2 separate regions of the Mus musculus genome follow, and region 2 is linked to region 1. A link is a loop called in an ENCODE intact Hi-C map of the cell type or tissue named here. Cell type or tissue: left cerebral cortex. All regions are shown on one strand. Each heading gives the region's core, and the rest is flanking DNA. Links, peaks and the distances in the headings are about the cores only.

Evidence for each region. Hi-C counts contacts between places; a loop is a spot of excess contacts. Peaks named below come from ENCODE experiments on the same cell type or tissue, not always from the same donor. Only the 100,000 strongest peaks of a DNase experiment are listed, where the experiment ranks them.
Region 2: a loop joins it to region 1, with 2.9 times the contacts of the local background. A loop is called at or near these places in 2 of 42 quality-filtered maps.

Annotation. Positions count from the first base shown.
Region 1 is chr2:26,903,911-26,909,329 of GRCm38, forward strand. Med22 (mediator complex subunit 22) reads right to left here. Exons shown (of 4, transcript NM_001033908.1): 2 at 5,083-5,163; 3 at 4,183-4,391; 4 at 1,357-2,083. The coding sequence ends at 1,894. Among named protein-coding and RNA genes, the nearest start is that of Surf6, 3.7 kb to the left of the region's middle. In left cerebral cortex, for the core only: a CTCF peak has its summit at 3,404 (motif pointing right); a DNase peak (open chromatin) is centred at 3,377.
Region 2 is chr2:26,312,711-26,318,129 of GRCm38, forward strand. Gpsm1 (G-protein signalling modulator 1 (AGS3-like, C. elegans)) reads left to right here and starts at 2,823. Exons shown (of 14, transcript NM_153410.5): 1 at 2,823-3,010. The coding sequence starts at 2,943. It overlaps Gm52505 (a long non-coding RNA gene), which reads right to left. Exons shown (of 2, transcript XR_003953775.1): 2 at 2,639-3,716. In left cerebral cortex, for the core only: a CTCF peak has its summit at 2,794; DNase peaks (open chromatin) are centred at 1,727, 2,341, 2,849, 3,464 and 1 more place; H3K4me3 peaks cover 1,778 bases; H3K27ac peaks cover 2,188 bases.

The DNA.
Region 1 (5,419 bases), core at 420-5,419:
AGTCAGGAGTGACAGGCTGAATGCACATACCTGCCCGAGAACCATGGTTTCTGTATGTCAGCCGTGAGCCTGGTACTGAGGGGCAATGGGGTCTGAGCTCCCGGTTTCTAAGATCTTCGCTTCTGAGCAAGACACCTCAGCCTTTCCAAGCCCAAGGCCAGTCCTTCTAAGATGCAGGCATGATAGCTCTAAGTAGGATGGCAAAAATAGGTGGCATCAAAGGTACAGGTGCTGCAGTCATATAGCTTGCAGTACTAGCGGATTCTTCATCCATTTATTTTATGTCACGGATTTACTAGATGCCAGGAACCCAAAGCTATATAAGGAGGGGCCGTCCCACTGTTCCCTCCATGGGTGTCAGGCCTCTTGGTGTTACTGTGCTCCTCACATGCGCTGCTTTGTGATGGACAACTCCTGGGAGAGGTTACCCAGCCACTCTAAGGACTTGGAGCTGTTGGAATCCCTCGGCGTCTTTTGGTGTCTCTATTGCCAACACTGTCTTTGCATCTCTGAGTCTCTCACGCATGTGTGCAGGTGTGAATGGTGTGTATATGTATGCCTGTATGTGGTGGACATGTGTGATGAAGTGCCAGCCTAGGCCTCACTCTCCCATCTCCCCCTTACTCCCTCTTCCCATCAATGTAGTATTCCCTGCCCTGAGCACAGTGGCTTAGGTGACTCGGCCACACTGTGGGTTTGGTTGGCCAGGTTTCAGGTCACAGTTTTCTTGGCTGTGGGATGATGCTAGTGTCTACTTGAAGATCCTCCAGCCACATGAGAGATGTGAAGGGGTGGTGGCTCAGTGGCTGCTTCCCCACCTCTAAGGGCTCTTCTTCCACCCCAGAGGCATGGTAGGGAAACTGGAAGCCCCCATCTGGACTCTTTATTTCCATTATAACAGTGTTCAGCCCTGATTTTGACACCTGTTACTACAGAGACATCTTTGGGCCTGCACCTGTCCCACAGCCCATACTACCTGTGATCAGGGGTTGTTTACCACCCCAGCCCCATCTCAGGGCAGCCCCGAACTGGAGTCCAAGTGGCTAAATTGAGCCCCTGAAGGAGAAGTGACCAGAGCAGAGGACACTACTAGACTTAGAACTTCTGTGCTAGCTACCTGGGGTTCTCTGGGCTGAGCGGGCCAGGGCCCCCAGTCTTACCTGGTACCTGTTTACCCCCTTTCTGTTGTTCAACTACAGCCTCTGAACTGAGAATTTGGGACTTATTTTCTGGTTGTAAAAATAAAAAGTGCCATGCCACTTTTATAAGAAAAAAAAAAAAAAAAAAAGGAGGGGCTGTTACTCAAGGAACCCAAGGGCAATCTTGGACTAATCAAGAAAGACAGACAACAGCACAAAAAGCTAATGTTTTATTCAACAGTCTCATCTCAAAAGTAGCAGAAGGAAATGGTGGGAGAATCCAGGAAGACACCCTGGCTAGCTGCCTCTCACACAATCTTGGACAGTCAGCTGTGGCAGAGACATTTATGCTCCAGGCAGCAGGCAGTGGACAGGGCTCTCTATAGAACCTGAACCTAAGGATGGGTAACTGGACTTGACTAAGGTCCACTGAATACCTCACAATTCTAAACAAACTGAGGCTGTCTTCCTATCACCAACCACCCTCCCTATTCAAGGTCTTCAATGGGACAAACTTCCACTGGCAGTCAGGAAGGGAGCCACCTGCTGTAAATAACTGGACAGCATTCCCCAACCATCACGGGGAACTGGCCCTGGCCTGGACAGGTTCCTGAGGCTACAGTGGCTCCTGATCCCAAAGTCCCCAAGGGAGCTAAAACTGAAAAAAGCTAGGCTGTGCTGGGTATCCACAGCACTTCCTTTCTGATAAACTAGGCCCTAGGGAGGGCTACCCTGCGATGGTACCCCAAGAGGCTCAGGTGTGTTCTGTAGGGCCAGGGCCACCACCATGGGAGTGGACAGGGGCTGCAGACTGTAAGGGACCAGCACCAGTCTCCGGGGACGCCAGAAGAGGGGCTGAGAGGCCATCAGCAGAATCTGCGTCGAGGTCCAGCCTCCAGTAAGCTTCACACAGAGGCAGGTCATTAGCTTCGCAGAGACTTGAGCTTTGCCACCACAAGAAACCCCCAGGAGTGACAGGAGCAGGCAGAGGAAAGCCAGGGAGGGGAAAGCAAGACAGATGCAGAGTTAAGAAATGAACATCACCTGACTGCCTCCCCTTCTTCTCCTCTGTGCTGGCCCCTCTGCTAAGCGGTTCTGGCCACTCTTGCATCCAAAGAAAGGTGGTGTCAACAGGCCATGTGACTTAGGCAAACTGTCCCCATGGGTCCTTCTTGACACATAGGACTCTCCTTGTTCCTATCAGCCTCTACCTGTTACCCATCCCTTACCAGTAGGGTAGTGATGAGACTTTACAAAGAGCTCCTGGTGGCAGACCTGTTTCCATCCCTACAGGGTCCTGGCCTAACTGGGTAACAGTCAGCAATACAGGTCTGAGCATTTCTCTATATACCACTACTCTAGCTCTACAGCTCTAAGCCCCAGGCTTTACACATTCCATTTCCTTACATTACACAGGGAAAGCCAGAGACAGGAGGAGGCAAGCACAATGCCTCAGTGGTCATAGCAGTGGCTACTTGGACCACATCTGTTTCTACAGCTGTCTAATATGCACAAGGCCCTAGCTTTCTCCCATGCCTGTCCCCAGCAGTCTCTCGCAGAACTACCCAAGACAAAGGGAGTAGCATCCCCAGGAGAATGGAGGGAAGGCAAAGCCAGAAAGAGCAAGCAGTTCGTATACAGGCAAGAGTAGCCATGCAGAGGGGAAGCTGGGCAACTGGTGGTGGTGTGGGCAGGAGGCTGATAGGGGCAGACAAAACCTACTGCCTCACCTACCGAAGAACTCTGCCATTTAAGGAAATTCCTAGGCATGGGGCAGCTGCTTTACCATGAGGAATATGAGAGAGGTGATTGCCCAAAGAGGACACAGATCATCCCAGAAACGTATGCACGTGATGCAGAGGGGCCGAGGCTTTGGAAACCCAGCACTCTGGGTTCCTATCTGAGCAATTTATCCCCTCAACCCTTGTACAGGACTGAGTCACTGTCCCAGTACTCATCCGCTCAAGTGTCCTTGAAGTACTACAAGGTAGTGACAGGAAGATGTGAGGAACTCACCCTGGGTTGGTCTAAGTCTCTGCCACTTTGGGGTACAGTAGATACTCCCACTTTTCTGCTAAGCTGATGAACACTGAGACCAAAGATAACCCCAGAACTCTCTGGAGAACTTTAGAACTACTGAAGCTTGGCAGTGACACTGAGTCTAAGATGGGAACAAGATGTCCACTGCAGCACTGGACATCTGTAGTTGACTGCAGCTTCTGTGCAGCAGCAGCAGGAGCAAACCTACCACCAGGGGGAGTCAGGCAGGGTGCTGCTGACCGGAACCTTAACTTCAAGCTAATGGGGTGGGGCAAGGCCTCCATTCTCCAGCCCGGTTCCGACGACATATTTTACACTGGACTCTTGATTTCTCAAGGCCTCTCTGGATCAGAAAGTTTCAGGTATCAACATTCTAAGTGGCCCTGTAGAGAGCTATGTGACAGATCCTGCCTGCTGCTATCCTCTGAGACTAACATAGGTCTGACACCAGGAGACTCCAGCTCCATGAATAAGGCCGAGCTGACATCCAGGTATCTTGGGCCCAGGAGTCAAAGCCACCCTGCTTGAGTTCCTTACCCCTCCCCCATCCCACCTCTCCACTGTGAGTCTGATGACATTCACATGGAACTGAATCTCTGAGCAAGCAGTAGGCAGGGCTGTCCCAGAAAGTGAACGTCGTTAGAGACCTGGAAGGCCACAAGGGGCCAATCCAGCCTTGACTAAACTGTCTAGACAGACAAGAGATTTAAAGCAGTAAGACAGAGACTGTGTTGCCCTGGAGGGCTTCCTCGCCCCCTGGGGGATACCCTTTTCTGGCCACAGCCGTTGACACACAACCAAGTCCTGTGTTTTCATCCCTCTTCATTGAAGGGAAGGCCTGGGCCCCTGCTGGTGGCTGGCTATGACTGTCTGTCCGTCAAACGAGCTAGTCAGGGGCTCTGCTGCCAAGGAGAACTTGGAAAAACACAAGGCCATTGCAGGCCCTAGCTGGTCTGGGCAGGCAGCAGGCAGCACCTGCATGGCAGTCCAGCCCTATTTGTACCTGGACGAGTAGTACTCCTCCTCCAGCTCATATAGGTCAATGGAGACCTCGTCCCGCAGGGTGATGAGCTTGCGGTCACACTCCTCCTGCAGGGCTCGAAGCTGCTGGTTACGCTGGTCGATGGCTTCATTCACAGACGGGAAGTCGTTGAGGATCAGAAACTGCTTGAGATCGGATACCAGCTTCATCAGTGACTCACCAGCTCGAACCTGCACCATCGTAATCAGGGTAAAATATAAAAGGAGGCAGACACAGTGGCCCTGCTCTGTGTACGTGCTGCTGAGCCAGCAGTGCATCCTGGAAGTCTGGTTTACGTTCTGCAAAGAAAAACACTGCCCTGTACAGAGGTATCTGTGAGGACAGAGGCACAGCCAGGGAGGCAAAATCAGTACCCTCCGTGACCAAGTGGGCTAAGTTTGCTCACTTAAAGGAGTTTTCCTTTCCCAACCACACCACTCACACCATGTACACATCCTGCGTATTCCACTCAGAGCCAACAGAAAACCATGCCGACTTTCCTCCTGACTCCTCCTTTCCCAGATACGGCACAACTGCAGGTTGGGCAGTCGCAGGCATCTGTGCCCCACACCGCTGCCGATACCCACTGCACAGACACTGCCTACTGGGCTTTCTCTGCAAGATCAAGAGGCTCACATTTCACACAGGACTCATTCCACCATTTCCTTTTCCATTCGCAAGCAGCCTTGGGAAACCTTCATGTCAACAGGAACAGCTGCCCTCCCTCTCATCACCACCACAGAACGGACAAGGCCCTCCTCCCAGTGCCTATGAGGGCAATCCCCAAGACAGGCTCTGCCCACCCCATTGCTCCCTTGTTTTCCTCTGCTACTCTGGACTCTACCTACAACCCCTCCATGGTGTCTTCCATCCCACACTCACGATGTTGGCTGCTCGAACGTGCATCTCATAATTGTCCTGTTCGCCCTGAGTAGCCCGAGACACCTGCGTCTCATCCTCAATCTGAGGGCAAATAAGAAAAGCCTAGAATCAACACAGGGAGCAGCCACCTGGCTTAGCTGCCACCGCCGCCGCCGCCGCCGCCACCCGCCTTCATGTCTTTACCATAGCCTGTCAGGCCTTCCCGCAGATCCAGAGCCTACTTCCTGTCTAGACAACTGGCAATGTCTCCAACCCCTTCTTGTTCTCTGGGTGACGATAGGTTACTTCATGTCAAAAGGACACTGCCCAGTCTTTGTGACAGTTTATAAGAAATAAA
Region 2 (5,419 bases), core at 340-5,339, 590 kb before region 1:
TGTCCTCAGGTGTGGATTGACACCATAGACAACGGTCTTTAGGATGTTTATAGCCACCCCCACCCCCAAAGCCAGACAGAATCAGCTCTACTGGGAGAGGAGCCCTAGGAGGCATCAGGTAGAAGGCAGGGTCTAGACACCCATCACAGGGGTATTCTAATCCACTCCTGACCCAGGGTTATAGGTCCAGGGCAAGGTGAAGTTTAGGCCTGTGAAACTTTTGCCTTGTGTTCCCACACCCAGGGAGATGACCTGGAATGAGTCACTACTGCCACCTTGTGCATGCCACAGACCATCAAGTGACCACAGCAGGCACAAGTCGGTGACTGCAGGAAGTCACCTGGTAATGTGGTGTGAAGATGACTGGAGCTGACATGAACTCCTTGGCCCTCACTCACCTGACATGGGGCGGTGATGAAGTCACCTGTCTTCCACTCTTCCCCAGTATCAGTAACATAGCTAGGGGTTATTCCCACATGGAAAAGAATCTTCTTCTCTCAAATGTTCCATAGGGAGAAAACCACCATTCAGCTGCTGCAGAGACTTTATAGGTAGAGGATAACCAGGTCCTCGCTGTATACACGGGGGGCGGGAGGGGGGGGAGCTCCTTCGAAGGCTGAACCGAGTCTCTCTCTCTCTGCCCCTCCCTTCTCCCTCTCCCTCTCCTTCTGTGTGTGTGTCTGTGTGTTCATATGTGTGTGTGTGTGTGTGTGTGTGTGTGTGTGTGTGTTCAGAGCTAGCAGGAGGCCCACAGAGATGTGGGTTGATATCCCAAGGGTCCCTCTTCTTCTAGGCCCATCTTGCCCTTTCCCACAAGTGTCCCCAATGTTGGGCCTGCTTCTCCATGCCTACTCTTACTACATTCCACCTAAAGAGGCCTGTGATGGCAGAAGCTACCCTGGCTGTGTGGTAGAGTGTGTGCCAGGAGTGACTGTAGGGTTCCCCAGGATCAAATACAATTGTAATAGTCCTCTGATGCCAGAGGTACTCATTGTATGCCAGGAACCATAAGCACGACACAGGCCTCATCCTCATAGACCCTTTGTGGGTGACAGAACAGAAGCTTGGAGAAAGCAGTAGGGACAGAGATAGTTTTGAAGTTCGTGTCTTTTTTTTTTTTTTTTGGTTTTTCAAGACAGAGTTTCTCTGTATAGCCCTGGCTGTCCTGGAACTCACTTTGTAGACAAGGCTGGCCTTGAACTCAGAAATCTGCCTGCCTCTGCCTCCCAAGTGCTGGGATTAAAGGCGTGCACCACCATGCCCGGCAGTTCATGTCTTTCTAACACAGAAACTGAATCCTCAGACAGCTTGCTTCAGAGCTGACTCGCAACCTGTGGCCCTCTTCCTGACTCAAGGAAGAAGCAAATTTGTCCCCAGTAGAATGTTGTGGGCCTAACAACAGAACCCTGTAACATCACATATGGGGCTCATTGGTTTGGTCCTTGGCAAAGCTGGGGGCCCGCAGGGGCTTGTATTGCTGCAGTATGTCTCTAAGGGCCTCCTAAAACCAAGGCCTGGGAATCTAAGCCCAGTCTGACACCAAGTGGGTCATAGCAGCCTCCATGTGTATGTTGTATCCTTTGAAGGCAACCAGGAAGCGCCTGCATTCCAGAGCCAGGGTCTGCTAGGGACCAGGCCCGAGACTTCAGCAAACGTGGGTGGTGCCTGGCCAGCCATAACACACACTCTGCCTTAGCCAAGAGAGAGCAAGCCCTGGCTCCTGTGGTCTTAGGGGGAGGTGTGGGGACAGCAGCAAGCTTGCGCCTCGCCCCAGGCACAGATGGTTCTCATTGCTCGCTCCTGCTCCTTCCTAGGAAAACAAACTAGCTCAGGGCCAACAGCCCAGTTTTATCTTGTGTTTGTTTTTGTTGCCATTTTTCTCCGCCTGAAGCCACTGTACTGTGGGCTGCGTCTGCAGGGTCTGTCTGGGGTGACCTTGGCATGGTGTCCCTCTTCAGACCAGGGTCCAGGGGTGCAGAAAAACTGCCAAGGACACTGCCATAGTCTGCACCCTGACATGTTCCTGTTCCACTGAGGGTCACAGCTACGTTTTCAAGAAGATTTAGAGTGGCCTGGAGAGAAGAGCAGAGACCTGGGTGAGTCCCAATGGAACTGGCTGTCCAGATGGTGCCCTGTGGCTGGCTGGGGGTTGGCTGAGGTGAAGGCTCCAAGGCTACTCAAGTTGGATGAAGAAAGATCACTCCGAGGTTCAGATCCTCAGGGTCCTGGGAGAACTCAGAGGAGGGTAGGCAGATGAATGAGCAACGGCCAGCCTCCCACGTGGGCTCCTGGTGTTCTTCCAGTATGTTTTCCAAACGCTTGCATTTCACAGATGAAATTCAACATGAAATCTGGTGGTGAAAGCCCTAGGAAGGTAGAGACTTGCCTAGGGCTGGACAGCATCCTCCCACCCTGACTCCATCTAGGAAGACCTGTTTTCTCCTTAGCCCCAGGAGCATCTGCATGGCCTGTACCCCACAAGAGGTGACAGGAAAGGAACAGGATGTGTGTGTGACAGCAAACTCTCGTGTGTGTGTGTGTGTGTGTGTGTGTGTGTGTGTGTGTGTGTGTGTGTAAGAAAAAGCACTAAACTCCAGGCTTAGCAGGGCTTCCCCCCCAAAGAAAAGGAAACACAGCATTGTCCACACTAGAGCAGGACTCTCCTTGCACTGGACCTCAAAGACAGAGCCCCGCCCACCCCACGGTAGGCGGGACCGCCGCAGTGGTGGCCGGTGGGCGCCTGCCCCTCCCCACCCTCCCTCCGCCTGGCGGCGGTGACATCACAGCTCTGGCGGGAGGGGCGGCGGCACCCCAGCACATCACTTCCTCGGCGTCTCCCGCGGACGCGCGGACAGGCGGACGGACGCGCGGACAGGCGGGCAGATCGGCAGGCGGACGGCCGCAGAGCGGGGCGGTGCTCCTGCTCGGCGCGTCCCCGACTCATGGCGAGCCCGGCCCCGCCCGTGGCCGAGGAGCTCCCGGGCCCGGCCTCCAGGCGCCTCTACTCCAGGTAGTTCAAGGACCGGGATGGGAACGGGGACCTGAGCGGCAGACGCGGGCGGGAGGCTGCCGGCCCAGAACAAAGGCTGCTGCGGCGACGCGCAACGTGGCCGGGGACGCGCCTCCCTGGATCTGCGTAGGGAGCGGTGGGGGCGCGGGGCCCAGGGCCCAAAGATCAGTTTCGCGGTAGAGGGGTTGGGACTGGGTTCTGCCTGCAACCCTGTCCTGATGCCAAAAGGGCTTACGGGGCGGGCACTCCACCACCCGGCTCTGCGGGACCCTGAGTAGCATGGATGCCAGTCTTCGTTATCTGGAGTTCTCTTCTCAAGCCTGACACTGCCGTGACCCGGTGTTGGTGTAGCATGGCCACGACCCAGGCTGTCATGATGGGGCCCTGCCTTCACTAGCTATCCCCAGCCCTAGGCCAGAAGGAGCTGGGCCTGAGCCAGGCAAGTGGGTGTGTGCTTCCCTACAAAGGCATTTGCCTTCCAGGCAGGTTCACAGGTGATCGAGCGGTCTGTGCTGTGTGCCCGCCCACTGGGAATGACAGGATAGTCCTGCCCCTGGCTCCATGCCTCCCTGGTGACTCCCTTTTGATGGATGAGGGTGTTCTCCGGTGAGATGCTGATCCCAGAAGTGGACCAGAGCTGTCAGTTCACTCTGGCTTCAGGTTGAGCTGGACCGGCCTGAGTTCTGGGCAGGGGCTGTCATCAGACCTAAAGGAAGGCCCAGCATCCTTCAGTTAGCTTCTGGCCCCCACCTCGTCTAGCCCTTCCCCATATCTGGGGTCTCCCTGTTAGGGGTCAACCCTGAAGAAATCTACTCAAGTGGGGTGGTTCATCAGCTAGCCAAGCTCTGCCTAGTACCCCCAAAGAGCAAAATGAGGGCTTGGTGCCTGGCGAACAGATCCTTGCCGTCCCGTTCTAATACAGTGTTCTAATGCTGCAGCTCAGAGACAGTGTCCCCATTGTGTGGTGTTGAAGATCATGCCTGAGCCCCACACCCTCCTCCAAGTTCTAGTGCAAGGGTAAGAGGTTTGCTAGCAGCTTCTTGGAGTCCCCTGGGAGCAGAGGCTCTGTGGGGTCACATTTAACTCAGGGCCAGCCACCCCTGTGAGAAGGAGGTGTCTACTAGGCAGACTGCAACGTGTGTGTGCATGTGCGTGTGCGTGTGTGTATGTATGTGTGTGCGAGTGCTCGCATGTAAGAGAGGGAGGTGGACATTCAGAGCACAGGTCTCAAAGCTGTGTCAGTTGCTCCCAGTTCCCCCTTGAGGTGACTCACTAGGTAGAACCCTAGCCCCTGTGTAGCTCTCACTGGTTAGGAACAGTATTCAGGATACTGGTTGAGGCCCTGTGCTCAGCTTGGCATCCCTCCAAGCTGAAACCCAAGCTGAGCTCAGAGGGTTGAGCTGGGACCAGATTTAAGCTGTGCAGCCAAGAGCCTTCCCACTGAGCCTTCCAGGAGGCCCGTGAGCTGTTTGGCCTCCACCTGTTGTGTCACAGCCAGGCTTCCCTGGGCTGATATGGGATGTCTTGGTGGGAGACACTCTCTGAATCATCCACTGTCCCACGAGCATCCCCATTCTTACTGGTATCTGACTGAGAGGGTTTGATACTTATAAAATGGGGCTGAAGAGCTGAGAAGAGCCACAGATAATGTCCCTGAATGGCCAGCTCCTCATGGAGTGTAGCGAGGGGCTGGCTCAGGGAGGCAGGAACACTGAGAGGGGTGGGGCAGAATGGAGAGGGTCTCTGTTGAGAATCTCTGGTACACTGGCACTGAGGCCAGAACAGGGGGTTGGGCTAGAGGGTCCCAGAGACAAGTAGCCAGGAAGTCCTTATATGTCCTCTTCTGGACTCCCAGCCCCACGAGGAAGAGGCTAAGGCTTGAGTGAAGCTGGGAAGGGAGGGTTAGCAGGGGAGCCCACATTGGAGTGGCCTTACAAAAGGTGCACCTAGGGTAGGGGCTACTGGTGCCCGGGCATGGCAAGGCCTCTGTGGCCACATGGCCATACAATGCTGGTCCCCTACTTTAGTATCTCTTTCTGTGTTCTCTCCTCAGCGCTGTCCCAGACAGCACAATTCCCCAGGTAGCCCTGCAACCCTGACCTTTAGGTCCTTTCCTGAAGCTAAGATATCTCTTCCCTTCGCAGCTTCTACTGCCCCTTACTCCCTCTCACCCCTTCCCTGGCTGCTGAGGGAAAGTCAGCGTAACTTCCTTCTGTGAGATGCTGGGCAGTGCGGAGCTGTGAGCAAGGGTCTCTCAAGCTTTGGGCCAGGGATCAGTCCCAGGTGTCTGCTCTGCAGAGAAGGGGGCAGGCAGAGATTCAGGTAGCTAGACAGCTCGTTGTGGATACTAGAGGACACCAGGAGACTTAAGGGGACACACAGATGAGATCAGGAGGCCACGAGCAGAGT